Linked DNA regions of Homo sapiens: region 2 is linked to region 1. The links are chromatin loops, found by intact Hi-C in ENCODE. Cell type or tissue: Calu3. All regions are shown on one strand. Each heading gives the region's core, and the rest is flanking DNA. Links, peaks and the distances in the headings are about the cores only. Region 1 has its middle 5.9 kb from the start of TTBK2. Region 2 overlaps STARD9 (StAR related lipid transfer domain containing 9).

What was found. Hi-C counts contacts between places; a loop is a spot of excess contacts. Peaks named below come from ENCODE experiments on the same cell type or tissue, not always from the same donor. Only the 100,000 strongest peaks of a DNase experiment are listed, where the experiment ranks them.
Region 2: a loop joins it to region 1, with 7 times the contacts of the local background. A loop is called at or near these places in 92 of 110 quality-filtered maps.

What each region holds. Positions count from the first base shown.
Region 1 is chr15:42,925,235-42,928,044 of GRCh38, forward strand. No RefSeq gene overlaps it. Among named protein-coding and RNA genes, the nearest start is that of TTBK2, 5.9 kb to the left of the region's middle. In Calu3, for the core only: no CTCF peak of the experiment used is centred there; a DNase peak (open chromatin) is centred at 1,617.
Region 2 is chr15:42,703,093-42,705,902 of GRCh38, forward strand. All of the region lies in intron 26 of STARD9 (StAR related lipid transfer domain containing 9), which reads left to right. Among named protein-coding and RNA genes, the nearest start is that of CDAN1, 33 kb to the right of the region's middle. In Calu3, for the core only: a CTCF peak has its summit at 1,494 (motif pointing right); a DNase peak (open chromatin) is centred at 1,509.

The DNA.
Region 1 (2,810 bases), core at 229-2,728:
CTGCATTCTGATTTCGACAGAAAGGCATTCACATCAAATATATTCACTACCTCAAGTGTTTGTGTTTTTGAAACTTTGTTCTTTTTTTTTTTTTTTTTTAGTGAAAATTTTACTTTTAAGTAAAAGACTTGATTTTTTTTTTTTTGAGATGGAGTCTCACCCTGTCACCCAGGCTGGAGGGCAGTGGCACGATCTTGGCTCACTGCAACCTCCACCTCCCAGGTTCAAGCAGTTCTCCCGCCTTAGCCTCCCAAGTAGCTGGGATTACAGTCACCTGCCAGCACGCCAGAATAATTTTTGTATTTTTCGTAAAGACGGGGTTTCACCGTGTTGGCCAGGTTGGTCTTGAACTCCTGACCTCAAGTGATCCATCCTCCTCAGCCTCTCAAAGTGCTGGGATTACAGGCGTGAGCCATTGCGCCCAGCCTTGATTTATTTTCTTTTTTTTTTTTAAACAGAGTCTTGCTCTGTCACTCAGGCTGGAGTGCAATGGCACCATCTTGGCTCACTGCAAGCTCCACCTCCCGGGTTCAAGCGATTCTCCTGCCTCAGCCTCCCAAGTAGCTGGGACCACAGGTATGTGCCACCACACCTGGCTAATTTTTGTATTTTTAGTAGAGACAGGGTTTCGCTATGTTGGCCAGGCTGGTCTCGAACTCCTGATCTCGTGATCCGTCTGCCTCAGCCTCCCAAAGTGCTGGGATTACAGGCATGAGCCACTGCACCAGGCCCTGATTTCTAATTAAAGAAATTTCAAGCAAAAAGAATTAGGTAAGAGAAAACGGTGTTGAGCGGGCAAGGCAAAAAACTCTCAATTTGGGAGATATGAGTTTATCGCCTTTTAACCTATTGATATCAATTTGTGTTTAATGATGATGATTAAAATAGACCGTAATATCAGAAAAGATTGACATTGATTAGACCTAGTAAAGTGAGAAAAGAAACTAAAAGAGTTTACATTCACAAAGTAATTCTAATTGTGGTTATTTCTTGATCTGCTTCCTGTTTAGGCCTTTTATGAAACACAGAATAATTATATCATTAACTGTTAACTTTTTGCAGGTTTTATTAGAAGAGTGAATTATAGCTACACATATTTGCTCATATTTTTGTTGCAAGGTCATATATATATATAATTTTTTTTTTTCAGAGATGGAGTTTTGCTCTTGTTGGCCAAGCTGGAGTGCAATGGTGCGATCTCAGCTCACCACAACCTCCGCCTCCCGGGTTCAAGTGATTCTCCGGCCTCAGCCTCCCTAGTAGCTGGGATTACAGGTGGCTGCCAGCACACCCAGCTAATTTTTTTTGTATTTTTAGTAGAGACGGGGTTTCATCATGTTAACCAGGCTGGTCTCGAACTCCTGACCTCAGGTGATCCGCTGGCCTCGGCCTCCCAAAGTGCTGGGATTACAGGTGTGAGCCACTGCGCCCGGCCCCATTAATATATTATTGTTGTATACTCATATTTTTAAAATGAGAAAGTAGTGGGGTGATGTTATGATTGTGCCTGTGACAGTCTGGAAAAAGTTCAGTGACTTTCAGTCTAGTTCAGGAACCTGCCACTCCACTCCAAACACTGGACAGCTTTCTGTGATTTTCAGGCTCTTCTGGCAGGATCATTAACTGGCTAGCAATGCTAATAGCGCACCCTAGCGATAATAGTGTTCCACTGCAAGGTGTATTGAAGCAAAACTGGTCTTATATTTTTGACATTAATCAAAGCCGACTAGCCAGTGGCTAAAGATTTTAATCATTTTTAAAGACCTGATTATGCTCATGAAAAAGATAATCTTTTTTTTTTTGAGACGGAGTCTCACTCTGTCGCCCAGGCTGGAGTGCAGCGGCACGATCTCGGCTCACTGCAACCTCTGCCTCCTGTGTTCAAGTGATTCTCCTGCCTCAGCTTCCCGAGTAACTGGGATTACAGGCATGAACCACCATGCTCAGCTAATTTTTGTATTTTTAGTAGAGACGGGTTTCCACCATCTTGGCCAGGCTGGTCTCGAACTCCTGACCTCAGGTGATTCACCTGCCTCAGCCCCCCAAAGTGCTAGGATTACAGGCATGAGCCACTGCGCCGGGCCAAAGATGATCTTAAAATATTTTTCCGGTGGTGTTATTTGGGAATTGTATGTTCTACCAAATAAAATATATTCATAGATGGCAGATAAAAATTTCCAGAAATGTATTAAGCACCTACATCAAGGCTACCATAGGATATCCTATGGAGGATTAAAAATATATAAGATGTGGTTCCTATATATGCTATTTTGAATTATAGTTTTTGTACATCTTATTTTTATAGAATGTAGAGGGATAATTTCTTATACTGTGTATTCCCCATACCTTCTTCACTCTGTAAATATTAAGTACACTCAGTAGGTATTTTAAAATAATTAATGCAAAAAGTTAAATACTAATAAGTACAAAAATACAAGTGATGTCACATTGTATTACCTTTCAAACAAGTGCTATCAACACCTCTGGGTTTGCCTTTTTCTGCATTTTTCTGTATTAAGATGCTTTCAAAGAAAAGAAATGGTATCACTCTGTTGCCCAGGCTGGAGTGCAATGGTGCCAGTATAGCTCTCTGTAACCTTGAACACCTGAGCTCAAGCAATTCTCCCACCTCAGCCTCTTCAGTAGCTAGAACTACAGCAGTGTACCACCTCATCTTTTTTATTATTATTATTTTGTAGGGCCAGGGCTAGCACTATATTGCGCAGTCTGGTCTTGAACCGCTGGCCTCATGGTATCTTCTCACCTTAGCCTCCCAAAGCACTAGGATTTCAGGTTTGAACCACTGCACC
Region 2 (2,810 bases), core at 178-2,677, 220 kb before region 1:
CCTATTTGCTTCTCTTCTCTTGCTGGTTTAATGACCTTTTCTTTGTCCTTGACCTTTGAGAATTTGATTATTATATGCCGTGGAGTAGTCTTATTTCATTAAATTTAATTGGGAACTTTTTACCTTTCCATACCTCAATATTTATATCTTTCTCTAGGTTTGGAAAGTTCCCTGTTATTATTGCTTTGAATAAACTTTCTACTCCCCTCCGTTCTCATTCTGCACTCCCTCTTGAATGCCAGTGACTCGTACATTTGTTTTTTTTGTTTTGTTTGTTTTTTTTTTTTTTAGATGGAGTCTTGCACTGTTCACCCAGGCTGGAGTGCAGTGGCACAATCCCTGCCCACTGCAGCCTCCGCCTCCAGGGTTCAAGCAATTCTCCTGCCTCAGCCTCCCAAGTAGCTGAGATTATAGGCGCCAGCCACCATGCCTGGCTGATTTTTTTTTTTTTTTTGTATTTTTAGTAGAGACAGGGTTTCACCATGTTGGTCACGCTGGTCTTGAACTCCTGACCTCATGATCCACCCACCTCGGCCTCCCAAAATACTAGGATTACAGGCGTGGGCCACCGCGCCTGGCCACATTTGTTCTTTTGACACTATCACACAGATTCTTTAAGCTTTCTTTTGTTCTTTTTCATTCTTTTTTTCTTTCCTCCTCTGTATTTTCAAATATCCTGTCTTTGAGCTCACAGATTTATTCTTCTGCTTTATAATTTCTGCTGTCAAGACAGCATTTTAATGCATTTTTGTTTGTTCAGTGTATTTCACCTCCAGGATTTCTGTTTGATTTTTAAAAGATTATTATTATTATTTACTTATTTATTTATTTTGAGATGGAGTTTCACTCTTGTTGCCCAGGCTGGAGTGCAGTGGCGTGATCTTGGCTCACGGCAACCTCCGCCTCCCGGGTTCAAGCGATTCTCCTGCCTCAGCCTCCCGAGTAGCTGGGATTACAGGCACCTGACACAGCGCCCGGCTAATTTTTTTTGTATTTTTAGTAGAGATGGGGTTTTACCATGTTGGTCAGGCTGGTCTCGAACTCCTGACCTCAGGTGATCTGCCTGCCTCGGCCTCCCAAAGTGCTGGGATTACAGGCATGAGCTACCACGCCTGGCCAAGATTATTTTAATCTCTTTGTAAAGTTTCTCTCATAGATTTCTGAATTATTTCTCTGTGTTTTCTTGAAGTTTATTGGGCTACCTCAAAACAACTATTTTGAATTCCCTGTCTTAGATTATACTTCTCAATCTCTTCAGGATGGATCACTGGCACCTTATTTAGTTGGTTTGGTGAGGTCATAGTTCCCTTAATGTTCTTGATGCTTTCCAATGTGTGTCAATATCTGGGCATTGAAGAAATTGATATATATTCCAATTTTTGCAATCTGGCCTTGTTTGTACCTGTCTTTCAGAGAGCCTTCCAGGAATTCAAAGGAGCCTGACTGTTGAGTTCCCTAAGCCTGTGGTCACTGTAGCCATCTTAGCGCTAGAGGGCACTGTAAGCCTATGTAGCTGGGACTCTGTTACAGACTCCAATGTCCCTGGCCCCGATGGACCTGAGTAAGACCCAGGGAGAGTTCCCCACCTCGTGTGGTAATGCTGGCCAGGGCCCTGAACCAGGTGCTGGTTTTGTTGTTGTGGGCTTGGTACTGGGTTCCAAGGAAAAGTTTCATGCATAATTCGGTCTCCTTCCCTAAAGTAGATGGTGTCTTTCTCTGTACCATGTTGCCTACAGTTGGAGGGAAAGGTGATGTGGGCAGTCCTGTGGCTGCCACAGCTGATGCTATGCAGGGCTACACCTGAAGCCTATGGCCTCTTGGACCAGGGTGGAAATGGGTCATGCCCAAGGCCCAGGCTGCTACCATGCTGAAATTTATTTGGGGCCCAGTGATGTGAGAATCCCATTCATCCTGATGGGGTGGGGAATTCCTTTCTGGTGCTTAGTGTGGGTCCACAATCTTTGTCCGTGGGCACAGGCCTGGAATTAGGCTGTGGGGTTTTTTCTGGTTCTGTGTATTACTGTGGCAGACTTAGTACTGGGCTCTAAGGCAAAGTCCCATGTCCACTAACCTCTCCTTCTGCCATGTGGGCGGTGTCTCTCATCACTACCTAGGGTTGGGGAAGGGTTGGTACAGATAATATGAGACTGTCCTTCCTATTATCTTTAATGCATCTTCTTCTCCTTGTAAAATCTAGTACTTTTATCTATCAACTGGTTTTCCTAGCTCTAGCGAAGATATTTTCTTTTGTGGATTGTTGTTCAAATTGATGTTTCTGTGGGGAACTATCACTGACGGGTCCTATTCTGCCATCTTGTTGTGCCTCTGTGTTACTGATCTGTTGTTTGTTTATTTTTTTGAGATGGAGTCTTGCTCTGTCACTCAGACTGGAGTGCTGTGGCGCCATCTTGACTCACTGCAACCTCCGCCTCCCAGGTTCAAGCGATTCTTCCTGGCTCAGCACTCCGAGTACCTGGGACTACAGGCATGCATCACCCTCCATGCCTGGCTAATTTTTCTTGTATTTTTAATAGAGATGGGGTTTTCAGTGTTGGCTAGGCTGGTCTCAAACTCTTGACCTCAGGTGATTTGCCCACCTCAGCTGAACAAAGTGCTGGGATTACAGGCATGAGCTACTGCACCCAGCCTGTTGTTTGTTTGTTTATTTTTTATTTTTTGAGATGGAGTCTCACTCTCTCACTCGGGCTGGAGTGCAGGGGCGTGATCTCAGCTTACTGCAACCTCCACCTCCTGGGTTCAAGCGATTCTCTTGTCTCAGCCTGCTGAGTAGCTGGGATTACAGGCGCCTG